Regions from separate parts of the Homo sapiens genome. Here all the other regions are linked to region 1. Evidence: chromatin loops called from intact Hi-C (ENCODE). Cell type or tissue: Calu3. All regions are shown on one strand. Region 1 holds the start of STARD3 (StAR related lipid transfer domain containing 3). Region 2 overlaps ERBB2 (erb-b2 receptor tyrosine kinase 2). Region 3 overlaps ERBB2 (erb-b2 receptor tyrosine kinase 2).

Region 1 (8,000 bases):
TCGGACGGAACCCAGCACGGACAGCGGGCGGCGAAGCGGGTTCGACCGGCGGAAGACGGCCCTCGCACGCCACCCGCTCCCAGCGACCGCTCCGGGACCCACCTGCTCCATGTCAGCCACGGCCCCGGCTCTTCCCGCCCCAACCGCAGTCCGGCTCCGCGGCCTCAGTAGCGCCTCAGAGCGGAAGAAGATCTTCCGGCAGCGCCACTTCCGCCGCTGAGTCCGCCCCCGAGAGCGAAGCGGGACTTGCGTTCGCCTGCGGCCCCGCCCCTTCGCCCCGCCTCCAGCCCCGGCCCTGCGCAGAAGCGGACTCAAAGGCCGGAGTCTAAGGGCCTACCTAAGGGTAGGGGAGTGGGAAGAAGACCAGGGCCGTCGTTATTAGGCCACACAGGCCTGGCACTGAGGGAAAAAGGGGAATTTCCCGAGGGGAGTCCTGTGGGGATGGGGAAATCTTTGGAGGAATCCAGTTATTCGAGAAGGACTTCCCCACCCCACCTGCCTCCTTCAGCCATCCCAAGCAGCAGCTAGAACTTCTGTAGTTCTTCCTCTGAGTGCCCCGAGCCTGCTGTCTGCCAGAAAGACTCCTAGACTAGAGGATTGGACAGTAGGGTCAAAACCCTAACCCTTGGTTGACCACCGGCCTTCCCTATCAGGACGCCCCATTACCTCCCTTTTCCTCCTGCTTCCCCTGAAAGAGGAGTCTCAGCAGTTATTTACAAAGATTTATTACAGCACGGGAGGGGTTCAGGCCTGGAGTCAGGGAAGAAGGGGAAAGGGGCAGAGCAGCTGGGGGACAAGGAAAACCTGGCGCCCCCCGCTGTGTGCCCCACCGGGGACATAAACTAGGCGGCATTCCTGGCATCAAAGCACAAAACGCAACAAAGAGGTCTCTGCCAGTCCATCTTCCAGGCACCCAGGAGGAGCAAGGGTGATTAAGGGAAGATTCCCAAAATGTTGAGGCTATGGAGAAAAACGCCTTAGTCCTGGACCCTGGTAGAAGCCGGTGAGAGAAGTGGTGACTTGGAATCCTCCATAGGAAAGTGGGTAGAAAAGGATCTAAGGGTACCTCAAGGTTCTCAGGACCTCCTTTCCCCAGATCTTAGGGTCCTGCCCTGTGGGTCTCCTGTGTCCAGGGGAGAGGATCTGGGGAGTAGAATTGTGAAGGGCAAATCCCTGTTCCCGGTTTTCTGGATTTTCCAATGTGGGCTGTCTCACATCCCACCTCCCGCTGGGTGAATGGAGGAATGACTGGCAGGGGTGGGCATCAGGCAGCAAGTGCCCAGGTTCTCTGGGTATCAGCCAAAGGTGGGCAAACAAGCAAACACAGACCAGCCTTAGTCTTCTAGAAGTCAGAAGCCGCAGCCCTAGCAGGCGAGGGGAAGAGCACAAAACAGGGTGAGGATAGAGTGGGTTTCTGGGGAACAGCGATGTCCCCTCCACTTCCTCCTGGGAGATGCAGGCTGGGTGCCTATGTGCCAGGCTCAGAGGGGGAAGGGCGCTGAGGTTCCTCCCCAGGCTCTGAAAGGCAAGCAGAGAGGGACTCAGGGCCTGGCCCCACCCACCAAGATCCCAGCCCCTCCTCCCCATTTCACACTCCCAAGCCTTACCACTTAGTGCTGGGTCTTCCACTTGGTCCTCAGAGCCTCCATCTCTCTCGGACTCATCCAGAGGGGGTGGGCGCTCCCAGGGCCCTTCCAGACCCTGGCCACAGGTTGTCTTTTGCCCAGCTGGGGATGGGAAAGAAGAGATAAGAACACAGGCTCTGCGTATCCATCCGGCTGTCCTGGAGTGTGAGCTAAGTGTCTGATGGCTGAGGTTAAGCTTTCCAGGGGCATCATGGAAGCATGGAGAGAGAACTGGGCTAGAACAGCTCTCCCAGCAACTAGCCATATGGCTTACGTAAGTCAGTTAGTACCTTTCTGAAGGAAATAGAAAGGGGGAAATTGTGTAGATTACCTTAAACAAGATGTAATAGTGAATACCCTGCCCAGCCCAGCGCCAGCACCCAGGAGCCACTAGGAGTCGTGGTGGTTTATATTGCTCCATCATAGGACTATCATTTGACCCGGTGCCCTTCTGCATTTTTTGTTTGTTTGTTTTTTTTTGTTGTTTTGTTTTGGTTTTTTGTTTTTGTTTTTGAGATGGAGTCTCACTCTGTTGCCCAGGCTGGAGTGCAGTGGTGCGATCTCAGCTCACTGCAACTTCCACCTCCCAGGTTCAGGGGATTCTTCTGCCTCAGCCTCCCAAGCAGCTGGGATTACAGGTGTGTGCCACTGTGCCTGGCTAATTTTTGTATTTTTATTACAGATGGGGTTTCACCATGTTGGCTGGACTGGTCTTGAACTCCAGACCTCAAGTGATCCGCTAGCCTTGGCATCCCAAAGTGCTGGAATTACAGGCATGAGCCACCGCACCCAGCCACCTGCTGCTTTTCCTGAGGGAACAGTCTCCTCTCACCCCTCTTCCACTGTTTTGGAGGGGTCTCAGTGAGGACTGATTCAGGTCTTCCAGCTGTCTCTTGCCCACAAAGGGACTGAAGCCCAGCAACAGCTTTTGCCCCCATGGCCAATCTCTTCACTGCCAGATATGCAGGCAGGAGGCCCAAGGCCTTTTGTTTGTGTGGAAGAGCTGACAGCTTCTAGTAGGGGTGGTTGACTCTTCAGTATTCCCATAAATAATGAGACTAAAAAGGTTAATGGGCCGGGCTGGTTCTTGAATTTTAAATTCTACATCTAAACACTAGAGGGCACCCTCCCACTCCATCCTAGGAAGGAAAAAGAGGAGAAACAGACAACAGTCCTGGAGAGGGCAAGTAAATGAGGCAGCCCTCTGCACCCCAGCAGAGACCACATCCTAGGTTCAAAAATGTAGGTGAAATGCAGGTGACAGGGGTGTTGGACTCTCCTGGTCCTCCATCCCTGAATGTCCTCACGCCCCCTTACTGCCATAGGTGGGAAGTCCTCTTTTGGCTCTAGCCTCAAACCCCAAACGGCCTTGGCCTTAATTCTCAGGGAAGAGAGGAATTATTAGGGAAAACCTGATTGGGAGAGGGACTGAGCCAAGGATGGAGGAAACCCATGTCTCAGGTAGGGCTGAGTTCGGGGCACCCCATGGAGCGAGAAGACAGGGAGGCCCCTGTGGTGTCACTACAGTTTGCGTGTATGAGACACTGAACTAGAAGGGGACGTCCTCGTATACTCAAGGAGGACCCACAGCTAATCCACATGTCACAGGCCCCTCAGCTTACCAGACTGCCTGATGACCTTCAGGACTTCAGCCTGGCTGTCCTCTTCTTCTTCCTCTTCTTCATCATCCTCCTCTTCCTCCTCATCTTCCTCTCTTGGATAACCCAGCTCCCGAAGCTCCCCCAGCTCATCCTCCTCCTCTGAGGCCTGGTTCTCATTCAAATTGCTGATAGACTGCAGGTGAGACTCAGCAATGCGCTGCACAGCTGGCACAGAGGAGACCGAGGAAAGCAAGGGTCAGCTAGACACAGCCCATGGATCTGGAGATAGCCTGTGGCCTAGCCCCCAGCCTCCTTCCCGTAGGCCTGGGGCAGAGAATACCCCCTCAGGGGCCCAAGTTCAAAGGCCAAAGTTGACAGGTCAGCCTGATGGGTGTCAGACCAGGGCAGAGGCAGCCAGGGGTAGATTTGATCATGTTTGGCTCTTAAGCTGTCCTAAGATGCTAGCCCCCAGGCAGCTCCCCCACACCATAGGGCACTAGGCTGGGCAAGACCAGGCGGGCACAGCAGCAGCTTAACATTCCCTGGCTGGAGAGCTTGATTTTCCAAGTACCCAGTACGGGAGACAGTGTCTCCCAGCTTCAAGCCCAGGCAGAAGGCACAGGGCGTAGGAACCAGGGCCTGGGGATTTGCCACTTTCCATTTCTTGGGGGTGCCCAGCCTGCTGAGGGCTCACTGCTTACCCTGATCCTACCTCCCATGCGATGCATAGTCCCCACTCCCTGGCACTGCCCAGTCATAGATGCCAATCCACATACTCCTGCCCCGGGCTCCAAGGGACAGAACAATTCCGAGGCTGAGGACATAATAGTCTGCAGCCAGTGCAGTCTGTGCCGGGGGATGCGGCATGCTCAGATGCGGCCCCCACAATCTTGACCCACATCCCCAGGTTCCCAGCTCCCTCTGCGGTGACCTAGAAAGCAACCCCCCCAGCCTCCAAAGACCTGCTCAGATAGGGCTGGGAAGGGAACAGTGTGGGCAGCTGGAGACAAGTTTCCAAAAGATGGAAAGGAGCAAGGGGTTAGAGAAAGGGGCCAAGGCCAGGGGTTCTGGGGGATGGCAGAGGTTGAGGGGCCACTGAGGAGAGGCTGCAGGAGCTGGCAGGATCTTAGAACATATGCGACACAAAGTTCACAGGCCACAGACAAGATGCTGAGGAGGGGCTGGGGGTGGGGAATGGGGAGTTGCTGCAGTTCCTTCTTGGTCTGCCAGTGGCCCCTCCCCTCAGAAGGCCCAGAGGGGTAGGGCCAGGCTGGAAACCTCCGGCACAGTGAGCAGGGTGCTATGCTCCTGCCAACTCGGGGACAGGCACAGAGGGTGCTTTGTATGTGCCCGCTGCCCCACCCAGCCCCCAGCTCCCAGCCCAGTACCTCCTGCTGGCTCTGGGCAAGCTATCCAGGCAATAAAAGCACAATAAATCACCCTACCCTGACCTTGGGGACGCGGCAGAGCTTCATCTTGAGCCAAGTGTGAGAGCTCCAGCCTTGGAGCACAACCCCTCAAGCTAAGACTTAGTGCTGTGCCCCTCTCTCTAGGGCCCTCGATTCTTCCCTGACAAGCCCCAACCCTGCCGGGCACCTTCCCTTGCCCACAAAAGGACTGAAGCCTACAAAACAGTGCCCTCCTGGTAGAGAAGGATCCATGAGGGCTGTGGGGGGAGGTAAGGCAGGAGAGCAGGTGGCAGCCCAGGCAGCTTCCTTCTCCCCCAGCGGGGGAGGAGAGTTCACTTCGTGAGCCACAGTGACAACAGAAGGTGTGTGCGGTGCTTGCGCTGGTGCCCCGTGAGCCTCCCTCGCTTCCCCCACCTCCCTCATGCCTCCTGGGCTCTCTGGGGTCTCCCCATCACTCCTTCCAGGCTGTCTCCTTCTCTGCCCCACTCTGTGGGGCCCCAAACTCCCCCCACCACAAGTCTTCCTTCTTCAGTTGGAAGGTCCCCAGCCTTGCCCCAGACTGGCCACCCCTCTCCTGATCCCTTTCCTCTTCCCTGCCTCTACTCACCTGGACTCTCCTAAGATGTGGCCTAAAGGGGCAGTTGAGGGGGTGCACAATTTTGACCACTGCACGGTGCATGGTAGCACCCTGGCCCTAACATCTTCATCCTGGCCTGTTCGCCCATGCTTGCAGTCAAGAGCCAGGTCTTCCCCTCACATCCACCCAGCCTCTCCCTACCCAGCCCAAGGTGGGAGGGAGAGGGATTTCTTAAATTCTCTCCTGAGAAGATGACACTCTGTCCCTCATGCCTGCTTTGGGGCCCTTCCACACACCCCTCTAGGTGGGGAGGTCCTTCCAGGTGCTGAGCCACACTGCCCACTTGCTGCAGCTCTGACCCTTCATTTTCCTGTCCTGGGGAAAGCAAAATAACCCCTTCCCTTCTCTCCTCCCTTCCCAGCCTCTCCTCTCTGTTCCCAACCCTGGCAAGTGGGCTGACAGGTATACCTGTTGACCTTGGCTGGTGCTGGGAACTTATTAAACCCTCCCCCGAACCACTTCCCAGCATACTCTTCCGGTAGCTCTCCCTCCCAACCTCCGCAGGAGCGGAGGGGGCTGGCCGGGCAGGAAGAGCCCCAGGCAGGAGTTGAGGTGGGGGGTTGGTAGGCAACAGGGCTTAGTCAGGAAGAGGCCCTCCTATGTCCTTCAGGTATATCTCCCCAGCTCCCTGACTAGAAACGAAGCCTCCTCCAGGTTGGCCCAGAAGTCCCCCTCTGACTCGCATCTCTTTCTCTTTGCACACCTTCTTCCCTCTTCTTGGACCTGGGATGCCCTTGCCTGCCTGTTAAATTCCTATGATCCTTCAAATCCAAGCTTAAACATCTTTGTGTACCTTCCTTGACCCTTTTCTTTTTTTATTTTTTCCCGAGACAGGCTCTCACTCTGTAGCCCAGACTGGAGCACAGTGGTGCGATCATAGCTCACTGCAGCCTCAAACTTCTGGGCTCAAGCAATCCTTGTGCCTTAGCCTCCCAAGTATCTGGGACTATAGGTGTGCACCTCTATGCTTAGCTCACTTTTTTTTTTTTCTTGAGACAGAGTTTTGCTCTTTTTGCCCAGACTGGAGTGCAATGGTGCGATCTCAGCTCACCACAACCTCTGCCTCCCGGGTTCAAGTGATTCTCCTGCCTCAGCCTCCTGAGTAGCTGAGATGACAGGCATGCGCTACCACGCCTGGCTAATTTTGTATTTTTAATAGAGACAGGATTTCTCCATGTTGGTCAGGCTGGTCTCAAACTCCTGACCTCAGGTGATCTGCCCGCCTCGGCCTCCCAAAGTGCTGGGATTACAGGCGTGAGTCACTGCGCCCGGCCCGCTTAGCTCACTTTGTAAATTTTTCATAGAGATGGGGGTCTCACTGTATTGCCCAAGCTGGTCTCGAACTCCTAGGCTCAAGCAGTCCTCCCGCCTTGGCCTCCCAAAGTGCTGGGATTTCAGGTGTGAGCCACCTTACTTGGCCCCTCCCTGACCCTTTGAGGCAAAGAGCCCCAAGGGGGCAGGGACCAAATCTGACTCATCTTATTCTGCCCAATGCCCACCAACTTGGCCTGGCATATACTAGGTGTTGAGTAAGTGTGCAAAAGGAATGGCTTGCTTTTCCATGGAGAAAGGGAAGCAGGAAAGAGGAGACCAGTGTGCAGATCTGTGCAAATGGGATGCAAATGGGAGGGGAGGCCAGGGGTGAAGCCCACAGGAGAAGGCGCCCTGGATGAGCAGGGGTGGGAGGTGGTCCACCACAGGCTGGTGAAGAGGAGCTGCAGGTGGAGTCCCTTCCACGCGGATGCCTGCTGGTTGTCTTAGGCCAGCCATCTCTTTTCTTTCAAGCCCACAACCCGATGTTAAGGCCCATAGCTGCCCATTGCAGCCTCGGGACTCCTGTGTTTTGCAAGGCCAGACTGAGAAAAAATTGGTCTTTACGTTGGGTTGTTGCGCCACGCTGACAGCGGGCTATGTGTGGCGAAACAATCCCTCCCCACTGACAAAAGCTCCCCTAGCGTCTGCCCAGTTCCAGGGATCAGGCGGACAGCCAGGAAGGTCGGTGGGGGTATAGTACCTTTCAGCGAAGGTGGTGTGTAGGCACAGGGGTTGGGTCTCTTCGACTTGAGATGGTGCCCCTCTCCTGAGGCTCTCTGCCAGGGGAAGTGCCAGGTTAAAGGGGCTCAGCAGAGGCCCTTGCCTTCACCATCCCTCCATTCCATCCCACCCATGGCCACCCAAGCAGACTGATTTAGCCACTGCTAATGGGTCCTGCACCTAGGCTGAGCCTCCCCACCCTGTGGCTTTAGGGGGGGCCCCCCATAAGCCATGGCCTGGTTCAGGGCAGGACTCTAGGTCCAGGAGGTTCCACCCTGAGTCTGAGCAGAGGAGGATCTGCTGGTGGCACCCTGGCATGAGGCACTCTCAGAGGACTGCCCATTGATATGCTAATGTGTCCTCTTGGGTGGCACCCCATACTGGTTGGTTGTCACTGCAGGCACCCGTCCACCCCACCCCAAGGGGCCCAGGCATCCCTCCTTCCAGCTGCCCCAGGAAACTCACCTGGTGGGGGGAGGCTTCCTCCTCTGAGGAAGGCCACCAAAGCCAACCGAACCAGAACCAAGCGAGGAGGAAAAGAGAAGAGGGAGAGAGAGAAAGAATCCGAGTTATTTTCCCCAGGGTCTCAATCTCTGGGGACAGGGAAAGTGTGCCCTCTCCCTCCTGCGGCTGGGAGGTGTCATGTCAATAAATAAAGCCAATAGAGTTGGGTTCCCAGACCTTATCCACTCCC
Region 2 (8,000 bases), 72 kb before region 1:
ACCTTCTGCTTCCCTTGGGGCCCTCCTGCCTTCTAAAAGAGGAGCAGGCCTTTTAAACAACCCCCAGATTCCCCAGGGAGGAGAGAAAGCTATCTTTACCGTCTTTGAGTCCCACCACCACCACACCCGCAACAAGAACAAAGCGAGAGCCAGGGAGGAGTGAGTTGTCCATGCTAGGTCCAGATGCTCATGTGGACCGCAGCTCTCTCCTTCCTTCTCACCTCTACTCTGGGCATGCTGCTTGGTGGTTAAGAGACTGTGGAGTCTGAAACTCAGCCCCATCACTCACTAGCTGTGTAACTTTTGGCCCTTATATCTGCAAGCCTCAGTTTTCTCATATGTAGAATGAGAATAACACTGATTTTTTCCTGACAGGACTGCAGCGTGACTGAAATGGGCCATGCGGGCAAAGCACCTGGCACCCAGACTCTGGGGCAGAGTCGGCTCCAGGGCCAGCAAATAGTTACATAGGTTGTTCACTGTACACTTCACTCAGCCAAGTGGGGGCAAAAACCCAGCCTGCATTCTCACGATTGAATTATATGTGCTGACGCAAGCTACAACTTCCCAGGAAGAAGGGGAATCTTTTTCCAATCTTCTGAGGGCGTCTTCCCGGGCTCTGCCTGCGTCTGCCCAGAAGGGACACCATTTCTAATGCACACAAAGCCTCCCCCTGGTTAGCAGTGGCCCTGGTCAGCTCTGAATAACCAAGAGAAGGTTTCAATGACGGTGAAGGCCACCTGTGAGGCTTCGAAGCTGCAGCTCCCGCAGGCCTCCTGGGGAGGCCCCTGTGACAGGGGTGGTATTGTTCAGCGGGTCTCCATTGTCTAGCACGGCCAGGGCATAGTTGTCCTCAAAGAGCTGGGTGCCTCGCACAATCCGCAGCCTCTGCAGTGGGACCTGCCTCACTTGGTTGTGAGCGATGAGCACGTAGCCCTGCACCTCCTGGATATCCTGGGAGGGGGAAGCAGAGTGGGGCTGAAATAGGAACACTGCCACCCCCCAGGGCCTCCCTGGGGTTCCCCAGTACTTGGAGATCTTGGGCAAGGCCCCCAGCCACTGAGCAGTCCTGTTCCCGCTTAAATAAAACGATAAAATAGAGATAAAGATCACGCCCTACCTTGCCTCACCAGATTCTTATATGATCAAGAAAGATAATGGTGGGGGGGCATTTCATAAACTCCGAACAGGTGCCCTGCCCTCTCTGTATCTCAGTTTCTTCATCAGTGAAAGCAAAGGCCTGGATGGGATGGCGTCTGCAAATTTTTTTTTTTTGAGACGGAGTTTCACTCTTGTTGCCCAGGCTGGAGTACAATGGCACGATCTAGGCTCACCACAACCTCCGTCTCCCAGGTTCAAGTGATTCTCCTGCCTCAGCCTTCCCAAGTAGCTGGGATTATAGGCATGTGCCACCATGCCTGGCTAATTTTGTATTTTCAGTAGAGACGGGGTTTCTCCATGTTGGTCAGGCTGGTCTCGAACTCCCGACCTCAAGTGATCTGTCCGCCTCGGCCTCCCAAAGTGCTGGGATTACAGGCATGAGCCATCGCACCCGGCCGGCGTCTGCAATTTGACAAACCAAGCATGTGGCCCCATTCCAGGGTCTGTGGACACGATCCAGCAGGTTGGTTTCCACTCTCCCTCCTGTTCATAACCTTTTCACAGACATTTCTCTTCTGAGCTTCACAACTGCTCCCAATATACAGATAGGGAAACTGAGACCCAGTGAAGCTAAGGGGGTGTAGGCCACATTCATAGGGCTCGTCAGTGGCAGAAGTGGGCCTGTAATCCACCTTTCTCACCAGCCCTTTCTTCTGCTGTAAGTGGGAGAGGGATAGTGGCTGGAGCAGGTGGACAGGGGACATGATCATGCTGGCAAGAGAGCACAAGATTTAGCGGAAACACAGACGCATCCCATCCAGACATGACCTCGGCCAGCCACGTTATAGAGAGAGTCAACTGATTCTGCAGTAAAATGAATGGGGGTTAGATGTTAGAAAGGACTTCCTGGTTGAGAAACCACAACAAGAGAGGAAACAGAAGGGCAGGGCACCTTCTTCTGCCACCCACCTGTAAACAGAGGGCTCAGCCCAGCTGGAGGCAGGGCCTGGCTGGGTTGCCCACGGGCCTCACCTGCAGGAAGGACAGGCTGGCATTGGTGGGCAGGTAGGTGAGTTCCAGGTTTCCCTGCACCACCTGGCAGCCCTGGTAGAGGTGGCGGAGCATGTCCAGGTGGGTCTCGGGACTGGCAGGGAGCCGCAGCTTCATGTCTGTGCCGGTGCACACTGGCAGGAGAGAGCAGATGGGTCAGAGGACACTGGCGGGGGACCTTCTCAGACCTGGCCACCCCATCCAAACTCACTCCAAGTCATGCCACCTCAGACAGGGAGAAGCCTGACTGAAGGACCCCTCCGCCCATGTCCCTTGCACACTGCAGGTTTAACAGCAGGAGAAAGCTTGCGTGCTTGGGAAGTAGAGGGATTTCAGGGGAAAGGCTTCTTCTGACTAGGCCCACCCTGTGCATTCAGAGGCTGCCCCAGCGTGCCAGCCCTGGGGAGCTCGCCCGCCAGTACAGGGTGTTGGCTGGCAAAGAAAGGCTTCCTTTGTCCCAAAGGCACAACTCAGGGCAAAGGGGTAAAAATCCCCCAAGAGAGGCGATGACGAATCATGAATCTTCTGGATACCCCCTGCCCCTCTCCCAAGCAAACAAACTCGGTGCATTCTCCCTATGCCATTCCAGCACACCCACATGCCAACCTCTTGGCAAGGGATCCACACCCCCGTAATGCCACCCAGAGAGTGGGGAAGGAGGGTCAGCTGGAGTTGCAGCTGAGGCATGGGACAACCGGGGCTCTGGTCATTGCAGAGACCTCTGGGAGTCCCCCATGAAGAGAAAAGGAGCGTCAGATTCCAGTTGTGGGCATCTGGACCCAGGCTGCAGATCCCAGGCCAGGGTGAAGCATGCGCCAAAGGTTCCTGCGCTGGCACCCTCACCCTGGCCACCTCCTCAGGGCAAGACTCCAGAACCAGCTGGCAGAATGTGTGCCACGAAACTGCTGCCACAAAGGCACTACGTCAGCCCTGCATACCTGCCCAGCGCGAGCCATCAGCCATGGGGCATAGGGCTGAACTGCCACACCTGGCCCACTTGGACCCCAGCCTGGTATCCCTGAGACCAGAAATGCCCACTAAGGTCAGGAATACTAGAGGAGGTAAAGCACCCCTGGTGAGGGGCGCCGGGGTAGCAGCTCACACCAGGCCTGCCAGTGAGGGGAGATTAAAGTGCCCAGTTGAACTTGTTTTTCTGCTCTGGTGAGATGAATCACCTGGCGTGTCTTGCCCAGGAGATCGGAAGGGTGGGGGCAGAGGGCACCCTCAGGCCCACAGGTGCCTGAGCTGCCCAGAATTCCTGCCGGTCACTGCTCCGCCTCCCACAGGCTACATGCAGATTCAGGGACAGCACAAGGGCTGGCTTGGGGTCTGACACCAGAGGCACTGCTCTCCCAGCAAGTTGGAGCCTAAGGTCAAATCCTAGGGGGTAATACGAGGTACCCCCTGCCTTCAGATTGCTGGGAGAGGCTGGTAGGGCAAGCCCCCAGGTTCCCTGCCTGGGCCAGTGGCCAGTGGCCACAAACTGGTGGTCTCCTAGTGATACTCAGAATGGCCTCTATTCCCACCTCTCTAGGCAGATAAGGACAAAGAGGGAGGAACAGGAGGGAGGAACAGAAATAGAACTCAAGGGTCCATGTCCCTGAGGGAGGCCTCCCCACTCCATGCCTCACCCACTTGCACCCCCTCCTCTTCCCCACACTTCCTCCCCCAACAGACTCCCAAGAGAAACAGGAGCTGGGGGTGGCAGGCCAGGCCCAAAATAACGCCCTGCTGCCAGGACCTCCCCCGGCCTCAGCCCTTCAGCTGCTTTATAGACACAGCTGTCTGCAGGCCCAGACCCCAGGCCCTGGCCCAAGCCCAGGGTCTCCACAGGGCTGGGGCAGGGTCCGACTCCACCCCCTGTAGCCCTTTTCAAGGGATACCAGCTGTGGCCGCCAGGCAATAGGAAAACAACAACAATGGGGAGTGGGGGCCGCCACAGTAACTGAGCTGAGCACCTACTGTGTGCCTGGCAGGCACTCTCGGTGGATCTGCATAACATGCTCCAGAGACTGGGGCTGCAACCTCCATCTTGCAAAGAAGACAACTGAGGCTGGCAGGGGTTAGCTCTCGCCTCATAAAGCTTGTGAGCAACAGGCAGGACTGGAACTCAGGCTGGCCTGCCTTCAGATCCCACATTCCTTCCACTAGGCCTAACTGCACACACACAAATCCACCCCACACCCCACGCCAACATAAATACACACTAATTCTCCCAATGCCACCGATAAACACCACAGGCTCTACGGAGGGCAGGGTGGCTGGGCTGGGTTGGGCTGGAGGGTCAGAACGGGTGGTAGCCCCACCCCACTAGTGAGTTTGTTTACCTGATTTGTGGCCAATTTGAGTCTGATTAAGAATCTTAAAGTGTTTGCAGACAGGTGGTAAAATTGGTACCCTGAGAACGGTTCCCAGGGAACTGGAGGCTTGCTGGCTAACACCCCCACCAGCCTACATGAAGTCAAGAAGGTCTTCCTGACACCTCCCTCCCACTCTCCCATCTCCTTACCATTGTCCCCATATCTGCCCTGTCCCATTGGTTTTCTTTTTTTGAGATGGAGTCTCGCCCTGTCGCCAGGCTGGAGTGCAGTGGCGCAATCTCGGCTCACTGCAACCTCTGCCTCCCGGGTTCAAGCAATTCTCCTGCCTCAGCCTCCTCAGTAGCTGGGATTACGGGTGCCTGACACCACACCTGGCTAATTTTTGTATTTTTAGTTGAGGCGGGTTTCACCATGTTGGCCAGGCTGGTCCTGAACTGCTGACCTTGTGATCCGCCCGTCTCGGCCTCCCAAAGTGCTGGGATTACAGGTGTGAGCCACGGCACCTGGTCCCCGTTGATTTCCTGGGGGGTAGGTCCTAATTCTACCCAGGAGTGTCCTTGTCTCCAGGACCCTGCCCCTCAGGAACCCCAACCTCCAATTCTCCAGAGCAAAGACAGTATGAGGCAGGACCAGCCACAGGGAGCGCTAGATAAGTGTCTGCTGAGTGAATGAATGAATGAGTGGATGAATGAAGTCCAGTCACGAGTCTCCGAACAAAAGGGACCAGTTGAGGTCATGGAATCCATCTCTCTGCTCAGAGCTGGTCACAGTCCTTCATGTCTCTCTGGACTCTGGTGGTCAGGACTTGACCCCAGTCCTGAGGTTTCTCTCAGGTGGGTTCTCTCCTCCCCACCAGCTTGCAGCCCCAGCTGCTCCTCTTGCTCACAGCAGAAAAGCCAATACTTCCCTTGGTTTCCATGAATACTACAGTAAAATGACCTGTGTCCCCAAAGCTCAGCTCTCCCAGACCCATAATGTCACAGCCCATTCAAGTGACACTGGGATTCCCCGACCACAAACACCTGGTGTATCAGGCCTGACATCAGACCAGGGCCTGGGCCCAGGGTCTTTAGTTGAGAACCCTAGCTCAGCTGCTCACTGAGTGATCTTGAGCAAGTTCCCAGACCTCCAGGGCAGAAGCTAAATCGGATTCATCTCTATGCCCTGCAGTACCTGCAACTTGGTGAATATTTACTGACCTAAACTTGGCTGTAACAGCTCTTACTCCCTCAGAGGAGGTACATGAGAGTTAAATGAGGTAATGAATTGCGCAGCCATCTGTAAACATGACGAGGCTTTGTAAACAGAACTGGGACAACACAAACATTCGCTAGAATAATTCTCCCACTCCTTGAAAGAGTACACATCCCTTACCCCACCTCGGCTCTCTTCCCAGGGGGAGGATGGGTGGCCAAACATAAGATGGAGATGTCACTCTAGAGGGGCTTCTCACAGGTGGAGGGCAGGGAAGGAATCTCTTTCCAGATCATTCCATCACCCAAGGACAGGCACAACTACCCTGGGCCCCACCCCAGCCCTCCCAGCCGCAGCCCCACACTGGCCCCTCACGCTGACACTTCAGCTGTCTCTCTCACCCACAGCCCTGTGTGTCAACGTGGCCTCTGTCCCCTCCTGCCCGCAGCCCCCTGTCATGCTGGTAGGGCCCAAAAGGAAGACAGGCATTGGCTGGACAGGAAGGGAGAGGACTCTGAAGTCAAGAGGGAACCTCAGGGCCCCCAGCTCAGCTCCACTTTCTACAGCCTAGAGAAGTGGATGGAAAGGTCATTCGCCTGAACAAGAGGAGCGCTTCTCCTCCCATCTGGCCACCTGCCTGCCCCTAAGGCTTTGTTCAACCCATTATTGTTGGCTGGAATAAGACTCTAACCACCTCTTAATGCCTCCTCTTCAGAGTCCAAAAATTCCCTGGACATTACTGGGTAGCTGGGAGCCTTGGATAAGTTGCTTCATTTCTCTGAACTTCCATTTTCTCATCTGTGCACCTACTTCACAGGACTGTCACAGAGATTAAATGAAAGCATGGATAAAAACCTAGCATATAGGAAGTACACCGTACATTTCTTAAAAGTTAAGACAAGACAGGTTCATACAGCAGGAATATGGGTAATCCCAAACCACGAGAAAATTAAACATGCTTTGTGTTTGACTTTGGAATGCCACGTATTTTTTCTTTTTACATTTGATCCCTATCTTTTCAATTGTTTTTTTCTTGACAAATAAAATGAGTACTTTCCCCAAGTATAGTAAAGAGAGGAGGCTGTTGGAAGAATCATACTGGAATTAAAATATGAAGGAGTTCTGCAAGATTAAAAGGATGTATTTGCTGCAATTTGTAAAACCCATACCTCTAAGAAAGGATTTCAGAAAAATCCTGACCCCTCTGGGGCTCCCCCTAGGCCTCCCCTTCCCCCACATTCCTGCCCCAGACCTCACCCCTTGGGTAAAATCTGGGTGCTGGAGGCAGCTGGGTGGTATACTTTTTTTCTGAAACGGAGTCTCACACTGTCACCCAGGCTGGAGAGCATTTGCAATCACAGCTCACTGCAAGCCTCAACTTCCTGGGCTCAGGTGATCCTCCTGCCTCAGCCTCCGGAGTAGCTGGGACTACAGGCACGTGTAATCACATCCAACTAATTTTTGTATTTTTTGTACAGAGTTTTGCCTTGTTGCCCAGGCTGTGCAATGACTTTTTAACTAACTCCTGCACAACACAATCAATAGTGCAGGTTGAGGGGTGAGGACATGAGGAGGCCCCATCCAGAGAACCCAGCCCTCAAATCCAGCTCTGCAGCAACTGCCATTCCCTGATCAACTCCCAGCCCAAGGTGAGGAAGGGCAGCAGCTCAGCCTGACAGCTCAGTATGGCCTCACCCTTCTCATCAGAAGATGAGAGGTGAAGATGCTTGTCTGGGAAACAGGGAGGGCAAGGATGTACTCCCTGGAAGAGAGGAACCTTCTTCCTCAGCAAGAAGGCGTGGCCATAGAAGGCTACCTCCCTCTGTTTATGGCAGATCTGGCCCAGCACCTTAAGGGAGTTCCTGCAGAGGACAGAGTTCAGCCTGTGTCCCCAAGTCAGCAGAGAGACTGCTGTTTGGCAACACAAAGCCCAGACACACAAATACAAAGACCACACAACTGAGGAACACCCTGGCGTAGACCTGCAGAGATAACACGGCCATGCACTCACTCACAGAGGGCCCCTCGGGCAACACACAGCCACGATGACACCCACTCCCTCCCCAGACCCTCTGACCTATGGAGACCACCCACGACTCCCAGAACACTTTCATTTTGTCTCCCCTGCAGCCCAGTGACTCAGGGAGCAGTGTCCCTCATTGCTCCAGGTGCACTCATCCATATAGCGATTTCGAATGCATGGTTGGGGGTCGCACTGCCTGGGGTCCCATCTTGACCCCACCACTTACTAGCTGCTACTCAACCTCTGGACTGCTACTCAGTCCAGAATGCTGGCAGAACTTCCACTATAGGGGTGTTCTAGGATTAAAGGAG
Region 3 (8,000 bases), 84 kb before region 1:
TGGGAGGCCAAAACTGGAGGATCACTTGAGCCCACGAGTTTGAGACCAGCTCGGGCAACATAGTGAGACCCTGTCTATACAAAAAAAATTTTTTAAATTACCCAGGCGTGGTGGCACGCTCCTATAGTCCCAGCTACTGCAGAAGGGTAACTTGAGCCCAGGAGGTCAAGGCTGCAGTGAGCCTGTGATTACACCACCACATTCAAGACTGGACAAGAGAGCAAGACCCTGTCTCAATCACTCAATAAAAAGATAGCGTATCTGGCTGGGCACGGTGGCTCATGTCTGTAATCCCAGCACTTTGGGAGGCCAAGGTGGGCGGATCTTGAGGTCAAGAGATCGAGACCATCCTGGCCAACATGGTGAAACCCCGTCTCTACTAAAAATACAAAAATTAGCTGGGTGTGGTGGCATGTGCCTGTAATCCCAGCTACTTGGGAGGCTGAGGCACAAGAAGCGCTTGAACCCAGGAGGCAGAGGTTGCAGTGAACCGAGATGGAGCCACTGCACTCCAGCCTGCAGGCAGAGTGAGACTCCGTCTCAAAAAAATAAAAAAAAGATAGTGCATCCTGGGATAGATGGAGCTCCCGGGTGTTGATCCAATATTCTTGTCACCCTCTCCTCTCCATACCCCCTTGCTTAGCACAGGGTCTGGTACATACCAAGCCTGTAACACATGCTCATTTCACGGACCGATGATCGCCTAAGACAGACTCCAGTCTGTTTTTCTCCCCAAAGTCCTTTCCAAAGGTCCCCACTGCCCAGTCAAGTCCCACCCTGTGGCTTGGGGATCAGGTCCTATGGCATCCAGGTCAGACCCCACCCTGACTCTAACTTGACCCCCTTATTCCTGTGCTTACTCAACAGCCCCCGACACCAGAACTTTGAAGACATCCTGGATTTCCTGATGCCTCCCCCTCCAGTGTCACCTTGCACCCCAATGCTTTCTACCTAAATGCAAGTGCAATACCTGCTCCTCTCTCAAAGCCTAGCTCAAATGCCACCTCCCACTCGAAGCCTCCCACCATCCCCAGTTAAGAATTCATCACTCCCTCAGTGCTGCAGCTGTACTCTTCTCAGTCTCCCTTGACTTCCAAGGAATTGAACTTTGCCTGTGTCCCTCACAAGGCATCAAGTTACTCTAGGGTGTGGAGGGACTGGGTTTCCTAGCCATCTTTCCTTGCAGTCCCCTCCCCTCAGCATCTGAGCAGGTCCTCTGTCACTTGGTGAAGTGGAAAATGACAGGAGGTTCCACAGTGGAAGAGTGGGTGGGAAGGGACATATGTCAGGGGGTCCCCTCCCTACAGCAGTGACCACCCAGCATCCAGTGGGGGAGTGAAGGGCAATGAAGGGTACATCCTGGGGTCCAGGCCAACCTGGCTCTCTGCTCGGCGGGGCAGCCCTTGTCATCCAGGTCCACACAGCTGCAGGAGAAACAGTCTCATCAACAATTCTGGGAACCACCCTCTTGGGAACCACCTTTCCAGCCTCACAACAACCCTGGGAGGGGTGTGGCTGGGTCATTATCCCCATTTGACAAAGGCAGAAACTGGGCTCAAGGCCGTCAGTGCTCCTTCTACCACCTCACAAGGAGACTCCTTCTCCAGCCAAGGAACCGGCATGCCCCGCTCCCCTGCAGCTCCTTGTGGTGGATAGGAAGCGGGGAGGGGCACCCAGAAGAGCAAGCCCGGGAGCTCAACTATTCCCTCCATAGAAGAATCCCAGGGTAAACCCATACCACTTCTCCAGAGAACGGTTTGGCAATACCTATGAAATATCATCTATGACCCAGCAGTTCCTCCTCTGAATATAGACTGTACATACTGTTTGCAAATGCTTTTTTCACTTAGCAGAATCTTGCAATGTTTTTCCATGTTCTAACACCGTGATCTGGATCTAGGATCCATATGGATCTGGACCCATATTCTTTTTTTTTTTCTTTTTTTTCTTGAGAAGGAGTTGCACTGTGTTGCCCAGGTTGGAGTGCACTGGTGCAATCTCGTCTCACTGCAACCTCCGCTGCCCAGGTTCAAGCAATTCTCCTGTCTCAACCTCTCAAATAGCTGGGATTACAGGCGCCCACCACCACGCCTGGCTAATTTTTGTATTTTTAGTAGAGACGGGGTTTTGCCATGTTGGCCAGGCTGGTCTTGAACTCCTGACCTCAGGTGATCTGCCTGCCTCGGCCTCCCAAAGTGCTGGGATTACAGGCGTGAGCCACCATGCCCAGCCTGGATCCATATTCTTTTAATTTTTCTCATTTAGTTGTCTTTAAATTGAAATGCATGAATATATCCTTGTGATAAACATTGCCAGCACTGTATTCCCACTAGGGGGCATACAAAAGAGGGCTCACTTGTGTGTGGAGCTCAATTGCAATAAACTGCAAAAACAGGGAAACAAGCTCAATATCCCTCAAAAACAAAGTGAAATTACATCCATGTTACAGGTTGAGTAATTAAAAAAAAAATAAAGGTGGTAGATCCGTCTGTACTCACAAGAAAGGATACCTCAAGTCGGGGGGAAAGCAAAGTGCAGAACAGCATCACCACACCTGGCTAGTTTTTGTATTTTTAGTAGAGACGGGGTCTCGCTATGTTGGCCAGATTGGTCTCGAACTCCTGATCTCAAGTGATCTGCCTGCCTCAGCCTCCCAAAGTGCTGGGATTACAGGTGTGAGTCACTGCGCCCAGGCTCTTGACACTTTTTGGTTTACACAAACAGCAATCTTATTTGACTCGACCTAATATAAATGTAGTATGTCTATATAAGTGTGCAGAAAAGAGCCTGGAAGGGTGAACACACAAGTCAATGCGGTGGTTCTCCCAGCAGACAGGAGAGACTGGGTGGACAGGGAGTTGAGTGAAAGGGCACGTTGGCTTTGTAACATTTATACTTTTATGTTACTGAAAATGTTTATCACAAGGATGTATTCATGTGTTTCATGTGTAAAGACAACTAAATAAGAAAAATTAAAAGAATAAGGTAGATCACCATGTTAGAACATGGAAAAACATTTCAAGGTTCTGGAAAGTGAGAAAAAGCAATTTGCAAACAATATGTATGATCTATGATTCTATTTGTTAAAAAGAAATATATGACTGGGCATGGTGGCTCACCGCTGTAATCCCAACACTTTGGGGGACCGAGGCTGGCAGATCACCTGAGGTCAGGGGTTCGAGACCAGCCTGGCCAACATGGTGAAATCCTATGTACTAAAAATACAAAAATTAGCCAGGCAAGGTAGCACGTTCCCGTAATCCCAGCTACTCAGGAGGCGGAAGCAGGAGAATTGCTTAAACCCAGGAGGTGGAGGCTGCAGTGAGCCAAGATTGTACTACTGCACTCCAGCCTGGGCGACAGAGTGAAACTCCGTCTAAAAATACATATGTGTGTGTGTGTGTGTGTGTGTGTGTGTGTTAAAATGTGCACAGATAAAAATAACTGGAGAATAATATTAATATATGTTAACTTATATATACATATTAGAATGTGCACAGACAAAAATAACTAGAGGAAAAATATTTCAAATTATTAACAGTGGGGATAGAACTGCTAGGGCATTAATTTATATTTCATGTTTTAATTTTACAATTTTAACAATGTGTTATTTTTGTCATCAGAAACAAGATATGACAAAGGGAGAGTTGGTCCCCTTTTATAGTAAGAGCCCCAGAAAGACCCCTGAAAGGAAAGTCCTCCTTTCTGCAGAAAAGACCGTTGGACTCACGAGTGGGTGCAGTTGATGGGGCAAGGCTGGCATGCGCCCTCCTCATCTGGAAACTTCCAGATGGGCATGTAGGAGAGGTCAGGTTTCACACCGCTGGGGCAGCGGGCCACGCAGAAGGGAGGGTCCTTATAGTGGGCACAGGCCACACACTGGTCAGCCTCCTGGGGGGGGCAGAAAAGATTTGTGGGGGGCTGGCACTGACACCCCCAGGGCAGTAGGATCAGGCCCTTAGTTGGGTCCCCTTTGTGCTTCCCAAGGCCACCCAGCAGCAATTTTCGCCATGCTCCTGGGACAAACACCCTTGCTCTTCACCCAGTCTCTGTGGCCCCTCCCTCGGGGCCCTCCTCCAAGCTTGATCCTGGGCAGGGACTTGAGCCAGAAAATGGGAGGCACCCAGAGAGGAAAACGCATTACCTAAGGTGTAACAGCGAGTAACAACAGTCACTGCTCTGTAGAAAGCCTTTCCCGTGCTTCACTGTGCCAAGCCCTGTTTAATTTCATTCTTGCCACACCCCAGCAAGGTAGGTATTATTACAATACCCATTTTAGGAATAAAAAACCAAGGTTGGAAGCAGGAGCTGGGTCTGAATCCAGGTAGTCTGACGCCTGAGCCCACAGGGCTCACCACCCTAGCACAGCCACAGTCACAGCCACCAACACAGACCTCCTTAGAACCTTTTCATAGTCTGAAGGGCCCCAGTGTCCCCCAGGCCCCTTTTCTGCCACTCTGTTGCTGTTCAGGTCTGAGCGCTGAGCCCTCTCCAGGGATATTTTACCAGATAGCACACCCTACTGCATCTCGCCATCCTGCCAAGTCCCTGGCAATCCCCCTCGCTGCCCCCCTCCACCCAGCTCTGAGCCCGCCAGCAGCTCACCGGTCCAAAACAGGTCACTGAGCCATTCTGGGGCTGACACTCAGGGTGGCACGGCAAACAGTGCCTGGCATTCACATACTCCCTGGGGAGCCTGAGAGAAGGGACAGTGGTGAGGGGGTCTGAGAGGAGCCCCATGCACCCCTCCAGCCACCCTCTCCTCCGCCCCTCATACCCCTGCAGTACTCGGCATTCCTCCACGCACTCCTGGCCCCGAAGGAACTGGCTGCAGTTGACACACTGGGTGGGCCCTGGACCCCAGCAGTGCCCTCGGGCGCACAGCTGGTGGCAGGCCAGGCCCTCGCCCACTGCAGTGAGGAGGAAGGGACCGCAGGGGACTTTTAGGGGAGGCCCCAGGTCCAAGTGAACCAGGGAACTGGCTGTGGGCATGGCTGTGGGCTGGAGGGGTGGGGACAGGTGGGGCCGATGTAGGGAGAGGAAGAGTTCTGAGATTTCAGAAACAGAGGGGGAGGGAAGGATGCCAAGGCAGGTAGGACCCAGCTAGAGAAGCCATGCCAAGAGGCCAAGCCAGCCAGAGCTGTGCTGAGTCAAGAAGGGTGCACAGAGACGGGCAGTCTGCACAAGTCCAAGAACGCTGCTGCCAGGGCCCCCTGGGCACTGCTGTGTGCTGGCAGATGGGGAGTGCGCACACTGGGCTCCCTGTCTTACCACACTCGTCCTCTGGCCGGTTGGCAGTGTGGAGCAGAGCTTGGTGCGGGTTCCGAAAGAGCTGGTCCCAGGGCACCGTGTGCACGAAGCAGAGGTGGGTGTTATGGTGGATGAGGGCCAGTCCACTGCCCAGTTCCCTCAGTGAGCGCAGCCCCAGCCAGCTGATGCCCAGCCCTTGCAGGGTCAGCGAGTAGGCGCCACTATGGGAGAAAGGTGGGCACCTTACCACGGACCCCTTCCCGGTCAGCAAAGGCTATTCTCATCTTCCTCCATCCCCAGCACACTCTGCAGACTTTCATGGAAAGGTTACTGCTACAGGAGTACTCCCTCAGGCCCAAAGCTTCCCACAGGGACTCCTCCCTGGGACTCCTCCCCATCAGGCCCCCTCTTTCTCAGTGCTCACTTGTGCAGAATTCGTCCCCGGATTACTTGCAGGTTCTGGAAGACGCTGAGGTCAGGCAGGCTGTCCGGCCATGCTGAGATGTATAGGTAACCTGCAGGCAGAGGGTGAGATTAAAGGAGTGGGGACAGGACAAGGACTCCCAGCCCCTGCAGAACAGGATGCAGAGACAGAGCCCACCTGTGATCTCTTCCAGAGTCTCAAACACTTGGAGCTGCTCTGGCTGGAGCGGGGCAGTGTTGGAGGCTGGGTCCCTGGAGGGGTCAGGAGAGGAGTCAGCAGGGCCAGGAACAGGGTGGACATCACTCCCAGCACTGGCCATGCCAGCCACTCCCCACCATGAATGCCTTCACTCAAACCCTTTGCCCATCGAGCCCAGCTGTTCCCATCCTGGGCTTCAAAGCCCAGGCCTTAGTTCGGCAACATCTATCAAAACAGTATTTATATCCTTTGATCTAGAAATCTTATTTCTGCCTGGGCTCAGTGGCTCACGCCTGTAATCCCAGCACTTTGGGAGGCCGAGGCGGGCGGATCACGAAGTCAAGAGATGGAGACCATCCTGGCCAACATGGTGAAACCCCATCTCTACTACAAATACAAAAATTAGCTGGGTGTGGTGCCGCGCGCCTATAGTCCCAGTTACTCGAGAGGCTGAGGCAGGAGAATCACTTGAACCCGGGAGGCAGAGGTTGCAGTGAGCCGAGATCACACTACTGCACACCAGCCTGGCGATAAAGCGAGACTCTGTCTCAAAAAAAAAAAAAAAAGAAAAGAAATCTTATTTCTAGGAATGTGGCCTAGGGAGACACTGGCCCATGTTCCCAGAGCCACACACAAAGTGGAACTGTTTGTAAGAGTGAAAATGGAACATGATCTAAATGTCTATTAGTAAATAGGGGAGCTGTTAAATAAAACCCCGAGCCACCCAGCCACATAATAAAAACCAACATTTAGGAGCACCTAGTATCTGCCAGGCACTGTTCTAAGAGCTTTACAAATATTAACTCATTCAAACTTTATAATCATCTGGCCAGGCATGGTGGTATAACCATCTTATGAAGTTGGGACTGTTCTTGCCCCCACTTTACAGATGAAGAAACTGAGGCACAGCACAAGGGTCACATGCCTAGTAAGTGGTAGAGCCGGGTTTCAAACCCAGGCAGTCTGGCTCCCAAGTCTGGGCTCTTAGCTGCCTCTCCTTGCCGCCACCTGCTCTGCAGCTATTGAAAGAACAAGGCAGTTCAATGGGAACTGTCATGACCGGCTCTCAAAGCAAGGTGCAGACAGTGCTCCCTATATGTTCCCATTTACAGAAACCAACCTCCCCACCAAAACGACGAAAACCACACTTCACTGTGTGTGTGTCTACAGATGCATAAACGGTCTAGGTGAACACACACACTGTTAACCATGGCCCCCTCTGGAAAGGGGAGTGGAGGTAAAGGAAGTGTGAAAGGGAATTTTTTTTTTTTTTTTTTTTTTGAGACAGGGTCTCATTCTGTCACCCAGGCTGGAGTACAGTGACATGATTTCAACCCACTGCAACCTCCACCTCCCAGGCTCAGGTGATTCTCCCACCTCAGTCTCCCTAGTAGCTGAGACTACAGGTGCGTACCACCATGCCCGGCTAATTTTTTGTGTTTTTTTGTAGAGATGGGATCTCACTATGTTGCCCACGCTGTTCTTGAATTCCTGGGCTCAAGCAATCTTCCTGCTTCAGCCTCCCAAAGTGCTGGGATTACAGGTGTGCACCACGGCGCCTGACCCTTTTTTTTTTTTTTCTTTTTGAGACAGGGTCTCACTCTGTCGCCCAGGCTGGAGTGCAATAGCGAAATCTCAGCTCACTACAACCTCCACCTCCCGAGTTCATGCAATTCTCCTGCCTCAGCCTCCCAAGTAGCTGGGATGATAGGCGCATGCCAGGAAGCCTGGCTAATTTTTTATATTTTTTAGTAGAGATGGGGTTTCACCATGTTGGCCAGGCTGGTCTTGAACTCCTGACCTCAAGTGATCTGCCTGCCTCGGCCTCCCAAAGTGCTGGGATTACAGGCGTGAGCCACCGTGCCTGGCCCCAATTCATTTCTTATTGAAGTATAACTTATATACAATAAAATGCACCGGGTGTGGTGGCTCATGCCTGTAATCCCAGCACTTTGGGAGGCTGAGGTGGGCGGATCACGACGTCAAGAGATCGAGACCATCCTTGCCAACATGGTGAAACCCCATCTCTATTAAAAATACAAAAATTAGCTGGGCATGGTGGCACACACCTGTAGTCCCAGCTACTCAGGAGACTGAGGCAGGAGAATTGCTTGAATCCAGGAGGCAG

The links. Hi-C counts contacts between places; a loop is a spot of excess contacts. Peaks named below come from ENCODE experiments on the same cell type or tissue, not always from the same donor. Only the 100,000 strongest peaks of a DNase experiment are listed, where the experiment ranks them.
Region 2: it touches region 1 in a loop (2.0-fold over the local background); 5 of 110 quality-filtered maps call a loop at or near these places.
Region 3: a loop joins it to region 1, with 2.9 times the contacts of the local background. A loop is called at or near these places in 10 of 110 quality-filtered maps.

The regions. Positions count from the first base shown.
Region 1 is chr17:39,629,334-39,637,333 of GRCh38, reverse strand. It overlaps PPP1R1B (protein phosphatase 1 regulatory inhibitor subunit 1B), which reads right to left. Exons shown (of 7, transcript NM_032192.4): 3 at 7,772-7,794; 4 at 7,287-7,362; 5 at 3,248-3,451; 6 at 1,608-1,727; 7 at 710-1,518. The coding sequence ends at 1,469. It overlaps STARD3 (StAR related lipid transfer domain containing 3), which reads right to left and starts at 190. Exons shown (of 15, transcript NM_006804.4): 1 at 103-190. It overlaps LOC124903998 (a long non-coding RNA gene), which reads left to right and starts at 44. Exons shown (of 2, transcript XR_007065749.1): 1 at 44-343; 2 at 2,308-2,696. RefSeq lists a silencer at 179-248 and enhancers at 1,422-2,045, 4,133-5,052, 5,053-5,972. In Calu3, no CTCF peak of the experiment used is centred here; DNase peaks (open chromatin) are centred at 1,792, 3,383, 7,268, 7,788 and 5 weaker places.
Region 2 is chr17:39,701,275-39,709,274 of GRCh38, reverse strand. ERBB2 (erb-b2 receptor tyrosine kinase 2) reads right to left here. Exons shown (of 27, transcript NM_004448.4): 2 at 2,134-2,285; 3 at 741-954. Among named protein-coding and RNA genes, the nearest start is that of ERBB2, 5.2 kb to the right of the region's middle. RefSeq lists enhancers at 3,609-4,481, 7,228-7,727, 7,728-8,000. In Calu3, no CTCF peak of the experiment used is centred here; DNase peaks (open chromatin) are centred at 2,111, 2,644, 3,314, 7,504 and 9 weaker places.
Region 3 is chr17:39,713,211-39,721,210 of GRCh38, reverse strand. ERBB2 (erb-b2 receptor tyrosine kinase 2) reads right to left here. Exons shown (of 27, transcript NM_004448.4): 10 at 5,852-5,925; 11 at 5,675-5,765; 12 at 5,272-5,471; 13 at 4,778-4,910; 14 at 4,606-4,696; 15 at 3,731-3,891; 16 at 1,377-1,424. Among named protein-coding and RNA genes, the nearest start is that of MIR4728, 9.3 kb to the left of the region's middle. In Calu3, no CTCF peak of the experiment used is centred here; DNase peaks (open chromatin) are centred at 3,970, 4,609, 4,717, 5,323 and 5 weaker places.